Linked DNA regions of Homo sapiens: region 1 is linked to region 2. A link is a contact called in ENCODE Hi-C or POLR2A ChIA-PET data. All regions are on one chromosome and are shown on one strand. Each heading gives the region's core, a stretch centred on a gene start or an enhancer-like site at or near the end of the contact. The rest is flanking DNA. Distances are from core to core; before and after follow the strand shown. Region 1 overlaps LOC105376481 (a long non-coding RNA gene). Region 2 has its middle 62 kb from the start of LINC02644.

Region 1 (7,375 bases), core at 3,539-6,038, 320 kb before region 2:
TCAGTCCTCCAAACCCGGACCCCTCAAAGCACCTCATGATCAATAGTGGTGGGGTCGGGGGTGGGCGGTGAGAAATCAACTGCTCCTATAAAATGTTTTAAATACACTAATTAGTGGGCCAGCCATTATAATGCAACCAAACCCCCTCAAACCTCACATAGCAGGCATTTTGTAACATTGTTGATTCAGGTTTTAACTAGAGGGGTTTTTCCTCCCTTCTCCCACTTGCTGCTAATCTATGGAATTCATTAGCTCCTATTCATGATTGCAAATCACTGCAGTGACCTGTGACAGGGTTTCTCATTTAAGATTACTGAAAGACCTAGAAGGGCAGGATGATCCAGCAATGTGGCTTTCTTGTTATTCTAAACAAACAAATAAAACCATGAGATCAGAAGATAGCTCCCTAAATATCTCTATGGAACCTACATTTGCATTTTGTAATTTCCAGAGGAAAAGCACTGGTGAGTTTCAGGTTGTGGTTGCATTTACAGATGGATCAACCCTGGAAGCAGGTGACAGACACTGCTTGGCAGTGATACTTTTCAACGCACAGAGGATTTTCTTTTTTGTTTCTTTCTTTTTTTTTTTTTTATTTGAGATGGAGTCTTGCTCTGTCGCCCAGGCTGGATTGTAGTGGCGCGATCTTGGCTCACTGCAACCTCCACCTCCCGGGTTCAAGTGATTCTCCAGCCTCAGCCTCCTGAGTAGCTGGGATTACAGGTGCGTGACACCATGCCACCTAATTTTTTTTTTGTATTTTTAGTAGAGACAGATTTCAGCATGTTGGCCACACTGGTCTCGAACTCCTGACCTCGTGATCCGCCTGCCTCGGCCTCCCAAAGTGCTGGGATTACAGGCGTGAGCCACTGTGCCTGGCTAGCAGGAATATCCCGGCCTTCAACACAGTATTTCTAAACACTAAAGGAGAATGCTGGAGACTGTCTTCCCAGATAATGATACTATCTTAACTTTGGAGAGTGCTTTCATATTTACAGAGCACTTTCACAATGTCTTTTTTTTTTTTTTGAAACAGTGTCTCGCTCTGTCACCCAGGCTTGAGTGCAGAGGTACACTCATAGCTCGCTGTAACCTCAAACTCCAAGGCTCAAGCAATCCTCCCACTTAAGCCTCTTAAGTAGCTCAGACTACAGGTGCATGCTACCATGCCCAGCTAATTAAAAAAAAAACAGCATTTTTAGAAATGGGATCTCACTATATTACCCAGTGTGTCTCCAACTCCTGGCCTCAAGTGATCTTCCAGCCTCAGCCTCACAAAGCAGTGGAATTACAGGCGTGAGCCACTGAGACTGGCTACTTCCACAATGTTTCTTACTTGATCCCAGACCCAATCTGGGTTGGTGTGAAATGTTTCATTTCCATTAACAAGTGCAATGACATATTGGAAGGAAAAAAAGGTGATGTTGGAGGTGAACAAAAGGAAGACAGGCAGGCCTTCTTTACAACACTGGCCTTTCTGCTTACCTGCAACCTACCTGTGGGCCAGGTGTGCCTAGTGGGCTGGGGCATGGCATCGAGAGCAGAGTTCTTCTTGCCCTTTAAGAAACCATTCATTTGGCTTTCTTGCCAAGAGAGCTTTCTGACCTCAGAGGGATACGTCTTTTACTGCCTGCAAAGGTGTTTTACTGACTTGGGTTAACGTCCACGGGGACTCATTTGAACTCGTGCTTATCGGGGAGCCAAATAGTCCACATACCGCAGCGGAGAGTGAGGGGCTGGAGAAAGCATTACAGGCCTGGAGGGGCCTTAAGGAGGCATAAGGCATGGAACCCTCCCCCAGCTGTGGATGTAAACAATCCACAGGTGGAAATCTGGCCTAATTTTTTTCTTTTTCTTTTTTTTCTAAACCTTTCTACAGTGTTGATTTTTTTTCTTTTTTCTTTTAAAGACAAGGTCTCACTCTGTCACCCAGGCTAGAGTAGTGCAGTGGTGCAATCATGGCTCACTGCAGCCCCTAACTCCCAGACTCAAGCTATCCTCCTTCCTTGGCCTCCCAAGTAGCTAGGACTACAGGTATGTGCCACCATGTATAGCTAATTTTATTTTACTTTATTTTTTGTAGAAATGGGGTCTCCCTATGTTCCCCAGGCTGGCATTGAACTCCTGGCCTCAAGCAGTCTTCCCACCTTGGCCTCCCAAAGTGCTGGGATTATAGGTACGAGCCCTTCACACGGCCTGGCCTAAGTTTTTATTTACAAAAAAAAATCTCTAGTCAAGGAGACACCCTGCCTGGCCTTAGCATTGTGCTCTTGCTTGGGTGGACTTTGCTGCAAATGCTGCAGAGGTATCCACACCGTGAGGCTGGGAGAAAGAAGTAGGAAGAGGTGAGATAGGGCCGGGAGCCAGAGGAGACCCAGCTCAGAGGCCGCCTAAGTGTGACAAGGGGGCAGTCAACAGCCTGGATAACTGCTTTCAAAGCAGAGCAGAAACTCCGGCGTAACCCCACAAGAATGAGCCTTTTTCTCCGGGTTATTGAGCAGCTTTCTGATGGTTCTGCTTCCACCCTTGTGCTTCTCCAGGGCACACGTCAGCCACAGGAATCCTTTTAAACAGATGGTGTCACTCCTTTTCTCCAAACTGATAGATCTGATGGCTCCTGGCTCACTCCATGAAAGCCCAAGTCCCTCTCAGGCCCTGCAGGCTTCACCTTCCCCCGGCCTGTGTCTGGGGCCCCATCTCCAGCTGCCTCCTTGCATCTGCTGCTACTACTGCCTCCTGCCTGCTCCTCCACAGCCAGCCTCGTTCCCATGAGGGCCCTGCACTAGCTGCACTCTGTCAAGAATGCTTTTTCCCTGGAAACACACAGGTCTCTTGTCCTCAACTCCTTCACATCTTGGATCATATTTCCCCCTGTATTCTATTTTTATTTATTTTTTTAAGAGACAGGGTCTTGCTGTATCACCCAGGCTGGAGTGCAGTGGTGCAATCATAGCTCACTGCAGCCTCACACTCCTGGGCTCAAGCCATTCTCCCGCCTCAGCCTCCCGTGTAGCTGAGACTACAGACATGCACCACCACCCCTGGGTACTTTTTTAATTTTTGTAGAGATGGGGTCTTGCTATGTTGTCGAGGCTGGTCTTGAACTTCTGAGCACGGCCTCCCAAAGTGCTGGGATTACAGGTAAGCACAATGACGCCTGGCCATATTTCCTCTTCTTAAGGCAAAATGCCCCCCAGCCCTCCTGGTCTCCATCACCCTGTTGCCTATTTTTTCACAGTGTCATTCATTTTTTAACTTCCAAATTTACTCATTTATTATATTCATTGTCTGTCTTCTTCCACTAGAATGTGAATTCCCCAGGGACAGAAACATCTTTGTCTTGCTTACAGAAACATCCCCCATGCCAGGTAGCACTGGTTGAGTAAACGTTTGACTTGGAGGTATTTGTTCCAGCAGGCTGGATGCAGAAATGACGGTTCTCAGTTCCAGACTGTGGCTGCTCCAAGATATCCAGTGTTCCATTCATGTTGGAACAAGACCCTGATGGGAACTACAAATGCCCACATCAGTGTCTGGGCTTCTGGGAGAGGGGCTGGAAATGGTAGACAGGGAGTCTGGCTCCAGCTAAGCCAGCAGAGAGTTGTTTCAGCAAATCGGAGGCAGAACGCCACTCCTATAGGCTGCAGGGATGGGGTGGGTTGGGGTGGAGTGAGGGCTTCAGGACTGGCGGGAAAACATAAGCCAGGGTTCGGGGGTAGCAAGGCTCATGCTGAACCCCTGCACTGCCCACGATAGGTGACCTCAAGTCTTGCCCATCCTGCTCAAGATGGGCCTAGCACTCAGCAAGGAACCCTAGGATACCCCAGGTTAAGGTCTTCGGGGCTCTCTAGGAAGAGTCAGGGCACAGGGTGCCAAACCAGTTACATAATCTGTAGGGCCCAGTGCAAAATGAAAATATGGCGCTCCTTGTCTAAAAGTGATTGCGAATTTTAAGATGACAAAAGCAGGGCATTAAACCAAGTGCAGGGCCCTCCCGAGCCCAGGGCATGTGTGACTGCATAGGTCACATGCCCACGAAGCTACGCCTGCTCAGGACTGACGGCACTGATGGCTTTTCAGAGATATTCCTGCTGGCCAGGCACAGTGGCTCACGCCTGTAATCCCAACACTTTGAAAGGCCGAGGTGGGCGGATCACCTGAAGTTAGGAGTTTGAGACCAGCCTGGCCAACATGGTGAAACCCCATCTCTACTAAAAATACAAAAATTGGCCGGGCGTGGTGGCACATGCCTGTAATCCCAGCTACTTGGGAGGCTGAGGCTAAGGCAGGAGAATCGCTTGAACCTGGGAGGAGGAGGCTGCAATGGCTGAGATTGTGCTACTGCACTCCAGCCTGGGTGACAGAGCAAGACTGTCAAAAAAAAAGAGAGAGAGATTCCTGCCAGAAAATTTCTCATAATAAATCCAGCTCACTTATGCCCAAGATGTGCAACATAAGGAAACAAGGAAAGAAGCCCTGGGGTGTAGCGGGAAACAATCTCAGAGAAAACCTAAAGGCACCCAAAACTGAAACCCTGCAACTAGCAAAAGGACCTGATGTGTTGCAGGATGGGGACAGCTGGGAGCAGGGGCAGAACGGTGACATCAAACAACCAAGGTGGCCTCTGGGGCTGTGTTCATGTCCATGGGAAATGAGCCACCAAGAGTCCAGCACATTCTTCATTCCAAAAGTGGTCAGTGACCAGCAAGAGGTAAGCAGAGAAGTGGAAGCAGGAAACTGCAGTTAGAAAAAACAAAGCTGGGTTGAGTCACACGGTTGTGGCTTGAAGTGCTGGGAAGCCCAGGGCCTTTCCCCTTGAGTCAGCTGAAGGGGTACACGTTGCTACCATGACCTTACTAACAACACTCAGTAGGTGTCTACAAAGAAAAGCCGATGCTGAGCCAGGTACCACCACCTTTCATTTGGATGGCACCTTACAGTTTAGAAAGTGCTTTGATATGCATAATGACTTCAGTTGATTCTCTCAATAACCCTATTAGGTTAGCAGAGTATCATTGTCCCCAGATAGGTGGACTGACTCGCCCAAGGTTGTTGGCAAAATCCATTCAAGTCCAGCACTTTTTTCTTCTCTTCCATAATGCTCCTGTCACTGGTGCCTGCCATCATCCCGGAGTTCATGGCCCGAGACTGGCAAACGCCGGCCAGGGCGTTACAAGCATCCATGTTGACTAATTGCACCCAACATCCCAATATCTTGCCAGTGGTACAAAAGGAATAGGTGAGCTGCTGGGCTGTGCAGCACCTACCACATCCTCCAGAAAAGGTAGACGGTCAGAGAGATTGGGCATTTCTTTCATACAAACATCACAGGAGCTGCTTTTGGGAATCGTCTGTTAAATGTGAGCTGCAGATTAGACCAAGATGAACAGAGGGTTGTGATCCTGAGTGACTTAGTATTTTGAAGCAGCCTGTTAACCTTTTATCAGAAGGATTCCTTCAAAGCATTAGTTTACGGCACTAAAATGTGGGCAGATTATTTGCCAAATCACATTGTTATGCACAGCTAACTAACTGCTTTGCAAAAACTGGTACCTGTGGATGCACAGTCAATGGCTTTGAGTCAAATATGTCAATCATTAACATTTTCTCTAAAAATTAACAAGTGCAATTAGCATGTATCAATGAAATAATTGCTTGAGTTCACTATTTTTTTAAGCTGAATCTCCATTTGAGTCACACAAAAAGAAAATGAATCTTAAAATCATTTCCATTTTAGCAGAGGCACATGTTAAAAACAGCTGAACTTATTTTTCCCTCCTCAATTTCTGCAAAATTCACTCCCAGGTTTACTTACTGTGCCAAGTTTCAGAGCTGAGCAAATTTTTATGGTCTAGTTATAAACCCTAGAAAAACAAGGTTTATAGGAAATGTTGACACAACCTTAACTAAAGTGGTGCTAGCTGACACCTCTATATTTTCAATTTGGGGATTTCTACTGGGAAAGTATAAACGCTAATTCAGCAAAGGAAGCCAACTATAATAAAAATGTTGTAGTCTTCCTGTTCACCCCATGAAGTTCTACTTCAAAAGATGCCAGTGCAACGTGGAGGTGAGTTAGAGTTAGAATGATCAGCATGGAGAGCACCTGCAAATCGCTCAGCCTCCTGGTTACCTATAAACTTCGCCTGGGAATGCATGACCTCACCATGAGTCACGGCTGCCCACAGCAGTGCAGTCGGAGAGACGGCGGAAGATGTCAGGTCTTTACGCAAAGGTGTCTACTAGTCTCTCCCTGCACACCTTCTAATCTATCCTAAATGGAAACCCAAGTTGATTTTTCACAGGCCAGTAAAGCGAGCCACTGAGACACTGAGAAGCTAAGAAGATGGGAGTGAAGGCACGCCATGGAAGGTTGACTTTGAGTGCGGTGGGCTCAGACTGTGGTAGTAGTGGGGCACCAGGTGTAAGGGCACACTGAGACATCGGGAGGCAGGACCAACAACAATGAGGATTTCCCCCATCCTGCTAAGCTGCCCAGATGAGAAGCACATGTGTTCAATATTTAGGCTTTAATTTTTTCCCCTCTGAAACAGGAGGAGGTGGGAGAAGGGGTAGCTTTGATTCAGGTCCAGAGATAAAGACTGACTGACACACACACGGACCATAATAGGGGACAAAGTGAGTTAAGCGGAAGTAAATGTTTTAAAATCCTCAGCTAGATAGACTAAACAGCACTGGCCCGGGAGTCAGGAGACGCAGCTGTCTGTCTGTCCGGGCGTTCCCACTTATGAACTGAGACTCCAGGCGGTCTGAGTGGCCTCCCCACGTCCTGTCCCAATTTCGTCACTGGTGAAATGGAGTTCAGCCTCTGTTATGGGACAGCGGTGAGGAATAAGTAGAGTTATGTCCCTGGAAGTGGTTTGTGAATTGTAAATTGAAAGGCAAATGGGAGTATTACTTTGTATTGATTGCATTTCTACTTTGGAAAACTATGTTCAGAAAATGGAAATATTTTCTTTTTTTTATTTTACTTTAAGTTCTGGGATACATGTGCTGAATGTGCATGTTTGTTGCATAGGTATACATGTACCATACCATTCAGGACATAAGCATGGGCAAAGACTTCATGACTAAAATACCAAAAGCAATTGCAACAAAAGCCAGAATTGACAAATGGGATCTAATTAAACTAAAGAGCTTCTGCACAGCAAAAGAAACTACCATCAGAGTCAACAGGCAACCTACAGAATGGGAGAAAATTTTTGCAATCTATCCATCGGACAAAAGTCTAATATCCAGAACCTACAAGGAACTTAAACAAATTTACAAGAAAAAAACAATCCCATCAAAAAGTGGGTGAAGGATATGAACAGACACTTCTCAAAAGAAGACATGTATGTGGCTAACAAACATA
Region 2 (7,569 bases), core at 2,794-5,293:
TCACCACACTCACCTTCAGAGCAACAACTTAGAGGCTCTTACAAGAGGACTTGTTTACCTCTGTCCCACCTGAAGCATCTGTAACTGTTTGCAGTAACTGTTGAAGGTGTCAATGTGAAGCTCCCCAGGCTTGGGACCCAGCACAGGGATAGGTGGTGCATTAAATGGGCCCAGGGAGGACAGATCTCATGGGAGTGGCGTCCGCAGAAACTCGAGGACAGTGGTTCCAAGTCTTGATCTGGACCCTGGATTTCTTCTCTTGCTTTGATTTCTCCATTTTCCCATCAATCACATTGGGATGTGTATGCACCCCTCTGAGACTGTTTCAGGGAGTGGTGAAATTTACAGCACTGCCATTTGGGGATCTGTCCCTCTACCCTCTGCCCATGGGTCTCTCTTAAGAGATCACCATGTGAGGAACAGAGTGTAGAGAAGAAGGGATGTTCAGCCTCAAGAAGATGAGAAAAACCACAGAAGAGTGGAACATTAAAATTGTCATACACATGAAAAGCAGATTCGTTCTGTGTGGCTTCCCAGGACAGAACTCAGGCCAGAGGTAGAGGTTCTAGAAAGCCAGGTTTCTGCTTCACCTAAAAAAAGAAACTCCTAAGAACAAAAAGTGATCCACGAGGCTGCCTTGTAAGGCAGTGCTGAGTCACCCATCCCGGTGAATGTTTCAGTGGGGCTGACCCATCATAGGGCACTTTTGGTAGACAGGATGCCTGTGTGAAGTTGGGAACTGGACTGATAACCTTTGACTTTTCCTCCTGACTCCAAGGACCTATGTTTCTGCCACTTGGCCTTTTGCTTGTGCAAGCTTGGACATAGTTTATAACTCATCCTCAACACCATTTTACCTAGGCCCAGCCAGAGCTGCAATAGCCAGGGGCCTCCCTCTTTGCTCACCTCCAATGGGGGACATTTGTCTTGCTCATAGATGCCATCTATTACCTGACTACAGGACAAGCTCACAATATGAGTCCCACCTTCCCAGAGTAAAAGTGAGAACTCAAAATCCCAGGATCCCTTGCAGGAAAGAAGAAGTCTTGTGACCTAAGTCTATCTTTCATATGCTCCTGTGCAAGACTTCAATTTGGAAATTAATAACCTGAAGGGAAAAAAGGTGCAGGAGGGAATCTGCCTGGTGCATTAATTTTCTGTTTTGAGCCACGGCAGAGACATTGGCTTTTATGCTGTTTCCCAGACAGTGCAAGGTCATGTCCCATTAGATCTAGCAGATGTGGCATTTGTGATGAAGCAGATTTGTGGCATTTTGTGCTTATGAGTGGCAGAAACCACTGCTGTTTCCTCAGCAAGTTCTGTGGCGGGATTTAGGGATCGCTCCCGGACGTTTAGCTTCAACTCTGACTCCTGGCTGCCCATGACTCTGTGAGCTTGCTCTGATCTCCCAAGAGAATGGCTCAGGGCTCACCAGTCCCATTTTGTCCCCGTTGTCAGGCACACACAGAGCTGAACTGCCTTTCCCAGCCTTCCTTGCCCTTAGGCGTGGCCACACGACTGAGTCCCAACTAATGGAGCGTGGAGAGAAGCGACAGACATCCATGCCTGGTCCCTAAAGCCTCTCACAATCACCCACACTCTTATCGCCTAGCAAGGCGCAGAGGATCCGCTGGGAGATGACAAGAGCCCTGGAGCCATGAGAAGACAGGAGCCTGGGCTCTTGGATCACTAGCCTGCATGGCGACATGAACAAGGAATAAACCTCTTATTGTCTTAAGCCACTCTGAGTTTGCAGTTGTTGTAGGGTTAGCGCATCTTGACTAGTACACTGAAATCCGTTTTCTGATGGACTAGCTAAAGCAGATTTCCTTTTTTTAGGATTAAGAACTCTGAGTATTTCACTTCCCGACTCGGTCTAATGTGTTGATTTGGTAGTTGCATCTGCAGGTAGGCCATGGTTCCCCCAGAATGGGCGGCACAGGGCTTGCCTTAGACCTCTCATCTTAGTGCAGGATGGAGGGGACCCAGCAGGAGCCCTAGTGTGGCAATCCCATCACCATAGGCAGGCCCAGCCACAGAAGTGTCTCTGATGGAGAGTGGGCTCTCTGTCTGCTTCTCTGGTCATGGTGGGCCTCTGACTTCATCCCTGGCTCCCTGCTAAGAAGTACAGGGAGGTCAGGTATGTTCTTCCTGGTGCCCCTGAATTCTGCACTGGGAATTCTGTCCCCTCCTCTTTCTTATTAGGTGAAGCCATGGTCAGGTGTGGTGGCTTACACTTGTAATCCCAGCATTTTGGGAGGCCAAGGTGGGAGGATCGCTTGAGGACAGGCATTCAAGACCAGCCTGGACAACACAGCGAGACCCCACTGCTAAAAGAATTGTTTTAAATTAGCCATGTGTGGTTAGTGCCCAACTGTAGCCCCAGCTACTCAGGAGGCTGAGGCTGGAGAATCACTTGAGCTCAGAAGTTTGAGGCTGCAGTGAGCTCTGATCACATTACTGCACTCCAGCCTGGCAACAATGTAAGACCTCATCTCCACAAAAAATGAAAATAAAAAATAGCTGAATGTGGTGGCACGCATCTGTAGTCCCAGCTACTCTGCAGGCTGAGGCTGCAGGATCCCTTGAGCCCAGGAGTTTGAGGCTGTGGATTGCACTACTGCACTCCAGCCTGGGCGACAGAGTGAGAGCCCATCTCTGAAAAGAAACAAAAGAAATAAAAAAGGTGAAGCCAACTCTGGGTCAGGAGCCCAGAGAGCTATCTGTCTCTGAAAGAAATTACCTTGCACCCACTTGAAATCAGGCTTGAGTTCATGCAGAAGATGCTCTTAGCCATTTCTGGCCAGCTCACCCCTGATTCATCCCCTACCCACAGGGCAGTCCCATGGTGGCAGTGAGTACCATGTGGCTGGCCCTCTGCTCTCAATTGGCTGGACCAGAGCTGGGCATGTGATCTAAGCTGGGCCAGCCCCATATTTTGTGCCTGAATTCTGGAGATGCAGTTTCAGGCTGGGCTCCCCTGTTGAATAGAGCAGATGTAAACTGAATTTTGTGCCTGAATTCTGGAGATGCAGTTTCAGGCTGGACTCCCCTGTTGAATAGAGCAGATGTAAACTGATAAACAGTGGCAGGACCATCTTCTGTCCTATGTGGACTGAGAAACAGGCCTTGAGGCAGTCAGTCGGCCAATAAAAACAAAGCAGCAGGAATATAGAAGAAAAGGTGAAAGAAGGAGGAAGAACTTTCTGAGCCTGGAGGTATCTCAGGCCCATGGGTCCATGAGCAAAGTCTCTATCCACAAAACAGAATTTTCTAGTTTGCTTAAACTAGTTCAAGTCCGTTTGTAAAATCTAAAATGTAAGGACCTTGATGGATACAGGAAGAAGTAGAAAAGGTTACCCTACAAGTTGCCACCCCTTGGGAACCTCAGAACCTGCTGGCTCCTGCAGAACTGGGAAACCTAAAAATTCTCATGCAGAGCTGGGGAAATAAGGCCGCAGGAGAGACCTCTTGGGACGTTTCACTAAGTGGAAAGGAGTTTCTCCAGCCTAACAGCCTCTTGTCATCTCAGAGCAAACGCAAAGAGCCCAGAGAGGTGGAGTGACTTCCCCGCGCGCCCCCACAGTCCATTGGCTTGGGGCTATAACCTAGGTCCCAGGGCCGCCCATCTGCAAGGCTGCCTGAAACCCCAAGCATGAACTCTCACTTGGAATTAGCATCCCTTTCCCACATTCGGCCCCTGGGAGCAGCGGCCAGGAGGGAGCTATCGGGAGAAGTAAGCTCGAGTTGCTAGGATGGCGACAAATGACGCAGCTAATTCTCCTCGCCTGACTGGTCCCCGCGCCCTGGGACCCCGTGTCCCCGCGCACAAGTGCGTGCTCGGGAGTCCGGCCCAGGAGCAGCTGCGGAGGCCGGGCGGCCCTGGGAAGATGCCTGGCGGGTTGTCGGGGGAGGGAGGAGAGGGTACTGGGCTCGGGGCCCCCACTCACCCACCCCTGCACCGCGGGGGGCGGCGCTGGGCGGCCCGGGGAGGGCCAGCCCCGCCGAGCCTTTCAGAGTTAATTAGCCTTCATGAATATGGATGCCACCGCCGATTGAAGACGGTTGAGAGGTCGTAACCTGACCTCGGCGAGGCGTGCATAAAGAAAAGCCTACTTTTCTCAGCTTGGCTCCTAATTGAAAGCCCGAGTGGTCGGGCGCAGCGCGGAGGGTGTGATCGCGCGCCCCGCTCCCTGCGCGCTCTGGGGACGGTGGCGGGGGCGCCCGGGCGAGCTCGGGGACCCGCAGGTGTGTGCGGGCGGCCCAGCGCAGCTTCGCCGCGGCGGGATCCGAAGTGGGGATTTATTCTGAAAGCTTTCCTTTTCCATGATGGTTTTCATTTCCTGTAATTTAGAGCTGGAAGCATTTATGGAATATCACATGGTTTTCGTTTACACAGGAAATCAGCTGCAGTTGTGAGAAGATACTGACTTACTTTTTTTTGTTTTTGAAATCCTCCTCCCCACATCCAAAAAAAAAAAAAAAAAAGAAAAATTTTTGAAAAGACGAGCTGGCAGCATGTTTTGAAATAGTTCTCCTTTTTGATCCAACCTCACTGTTCTCCAAAGGGGACTGCAGTTTATTTCTGACACGTGGTAATCACTTTATGTGAAGAAACCCCAGCATCGAGAGATGCTTTTGGTTTTTTTCAGAGCAAAGCGGGGAGCTCAGAGGGGGTGGGGGCAGGCGGGGGGAGAGGGGGGCGCTCACAGCTGCGCCCCAGCTTCCTTTCTGGGATGGGAACGATTTCTAAAGGATCTTAGGGAAAGGAGCCTGCGAACCAGGCCGCCTTTGGAGCTGAACTCCCTCCCTCCCCGAGAAAGACAGCACTTACTGCCCCAGTTAACCTGCTGGGATCACTGCTTAAAACCTTAGAGTCGTAGCGCCGTCCCCCAACCCAGGAATCACAGTATAAGTCTCTTCTTAACCCAGCCCCACCCCATCACCCCAGAAATCATCAGAGAACCGCAGGGTTTTATCACAGAGATTGAGGCCGAGGTGGAAGAATTTGCAATTTGTTTTTTTCATCTATGCCCCCTGGTTGCCACTGAGTTGAAGTCAGCACTCTCTTCTCTCTTTGCTGGGGATGGTTCTAACCACTTCCCACCCTCCACCCCCAGTTCGGAGGCCAACTAGACCGCCGTGGGCAATAGCACCACCGTGTGGCCAGCCTCCCTCTCCAAGCCCCTTCCCCTGCCTTTTCTGGGATCCTCCCGGGCGGTAGCGTGGATTTAGTGGGGCTGGGATGGTCTCTGCCCACTTTCTTCTCCTCCCTGCAATGAGGTTAACACACAGGGCACCAGACGCTCTCCCTTCATGCCATCTACTAAGTAAGACATTCTGCAATGACGGATCCGTTTCTTTGATTCAAGGCTTAGCTCCCAATTAAACAGAAGATACCCTTGAAGAGATAAAATTTAGGCACCGATTTTAGGGTGAAACAGTGTATTATTGTTTCCCAAGGATTGAGTGGGCTCCTAGAGAAAGGAAGGAGGCCCAGCCTGAGACCCAGAGGGACAGGAACCAGCGCTGTGGCCATCCTTCAAGCCCGGGCCCTAGTCATTCATTTGGTGGGACTGGGAGGAGGTAGGGTGGTGGCTCTGGGAGGTGGGTAGTGACAGAGTCCTGTACACATTTCAGGGGTGTGGAGGGAGCCTTCTGAGAATGTCCAGACCTCATGGGGCCTCTAGGACCCAGGTGGCCCTCGATGGTCACTGTGTCCCCAGCAGTTGAGACCCATTTGACAGAGTCTCAGGCAGCTGCACCGTGACCATCTTCTGCTCCTCTCCCCAAGTCGATAAAACCAACAGCCATCTGTGTGAACATAAGCCCCGTGTTTTTATGGGCTGTCTACTGGCTGCTGCAGACAAGCCAGGATGGAGGCTTACGGCCGCAGCTCTCTCAGCCTCCAAATATGAAACTGTGTAATCCGACTCATTCTCTGAAACCAAATATTTGCAGGGACAGCCAGCAGCCACCTGGCTACCACATCTTTTGACCATGCAGGTCATTGGTGCTGTGAAAACGCCACCTGGGGATTTTTCTCAGCTTCTGAGGGGTCCGCAGGCAAACCTCCCCTCCACGACACAGGGCAGCCCACCCTGGCCTCTCCTGCTGCCCCCCAATTGGGGTGTGCAGATGAAATCTCAGTCGGGCCTGTGAGCGGAATGAAAGAAACTCTGTTCATTTCTGCAGGGGCTCTGGTGTCTGTCTGAGGCCCTGGTTTCCTCCCAGGAAACTGCACTTACCTTCTGTTGCTTATTACCTAATTGATGAACTATTTGAGTCTGCATGGTGCTACTTTGAGCTTCCTTAGCTTGGCCACTAGCTGAGCATTAAGGAAGTTGTGGAGAGCAGTACCTTCATGCCCCGCGCAATGATTTGGTACATTTCCAGAACGATCTTCTCCTTGTCAGGCTTCCCTCCCTCCTGCTCAGCAGCCCTTATTTTTTCTCCTCTCTCTTTCTCTGGAAATGTGGAGTTTATTGGTCTCTGCAGGGGGGAAATGATCAAAAACGTAATTATTATAAGCTGCAACCCCTGGCCAGCTGTTTGGGTTTCAGGGTGGTTCCCAGTGAGTCACTAGGGCACACCCTCTCTCTGCCTGGCTCCTCTGGGTCCCCCTGGCTTGGCCATCTGGAAAATGGGAGGATTTTTTAAGGGAGGAGGACGTTTGGGGAAGAAAACAGGCGCCTGGGAGCCTCTCTCTCTCTCTCTCTGTCTCTGTCTCTCTCGCTCTCTCTCTTTCCTAACCCCACAAACTTCTGAGAAGCCCCATGTTCCTGGCCAAACATGGAACTGTCTGGAGGGACCTGGGCGGGCTGCAGGCCTAGGCCCCCACCCAGATGGCCGCTGTGCTGCCTCTCCTAGCAAAAGCCTTTGCTGGAAGGGTGAGCAACCAGGGCCTTCTGTACAGATGACTTTACCATCCCGGACACCATTTTAAATAGATCGACATTTCAATATGTATTTATTCTTGTTGTATATACAAAAAAATTAATACAAAATAAAAAAAGCCCTGCTGGTGATATGCCAGGCTGAGATATATAATGATATTTAGCAGCAACTGTGTCATTCTGTGTTGTTGACAGTAAAATAAATTAACATAATAAACATAATTTGCTCAAAAACAGCTAAGGAAAAGCAGATGGTTAGCACATTTCAGCAGGACCTGTTGGTCCAAGTTTGCACGGATGTTTAGACGTTTGTGCAGTCTGCAACAGATGCTTGCCTGGGTTCCCAGGCGCTCCCACGTGATAGGCACGGGAGGGCTCCACGCCTCTGGCCTGGGACAGGGCCACCGCACTGCAAAGAAATGGGGTCCCCAGGAAAGGGAGCTGCCATGTGCATTGCAGCCCCAGGCCAGGGCTGGCTCAGCGTGAAGAGTGGCAGAGGCACCAGGCTGGCTTTCCCGCCAGGCAGAGCTGGAGCCTGCAAGCGCCTGGGCCATTAGCATTCATGGCCTGTCGCCTGCCCAGCGCACATCCTTTGTGTGCCTGGAACAAGGGAGCTTTCTTCCAGGGAGGATGGCGCCGAGGCACTCCGGATCCTGCAGGCGAGCTTCCCAGT

What was found. A loop is a pair of places that touch in the nucleus more often than their neighbours do. ChIA-PET counts read pairs that join two places held with the same protein, here RNA polymerase II (POLR2A). Pooled maps may share reads with other maps.
Region 1: a loop to region 2 is called in a pooled map, with 6 times the contacts of the local background. The contact joins two enhancer-like sites. A Hi-C loop is called at or near these places in 1 of 168 maps with a recorded cell type or tissue (GM12878), 14 of 37 single-sample maps with no recorded cell type and 10 of 50 pooled maps. POLR2A ChIA-PET finds 5 or more read pairs at or near these places in 1 of 52 experiments (AG04450).

The regions. Positions count from the first base shown.
Region 1 is chr10:31,098,649-31,106,023 of GRCh38, reverse strand. It overlaps LOC105376481 (a long non-coding RNA gene), which reads right to left. Exons shown (of 3, transcript XR_001747410.3): 2 at 1-85. Among named protein-coding and RNA genes, the nearest start is that of ZNF438, 70 kb to the right of the region's middle. RefSeq lists enhancers at 913-1,032, 4,628-4,687. Within about 2 kb of position 4,788, at least 3 of the 41 ENCODE cell types and tissues checked have a DNase peak (open chromatin) inside an H3K27ac peak, as active enhancers do.
Region 2 is chr10:30,781,630-30,789,198 of GRCh38, reverse strand. No RefSeq gene overlaps it. Among named protein-coding and RNA genes, the nearest start is that of LINC02644, 62 kb to the right of the region's middle. RefSeq lists a silencer at 3,757-4,066 and an enhancer at 5,553-6,053. Within about 2 kb of position 4,043, at least 32 of the 41 ENCODE cell types and tissues checked have a DNase peak (open chromatin) inside an H3K27ac peak, as active enhancers do.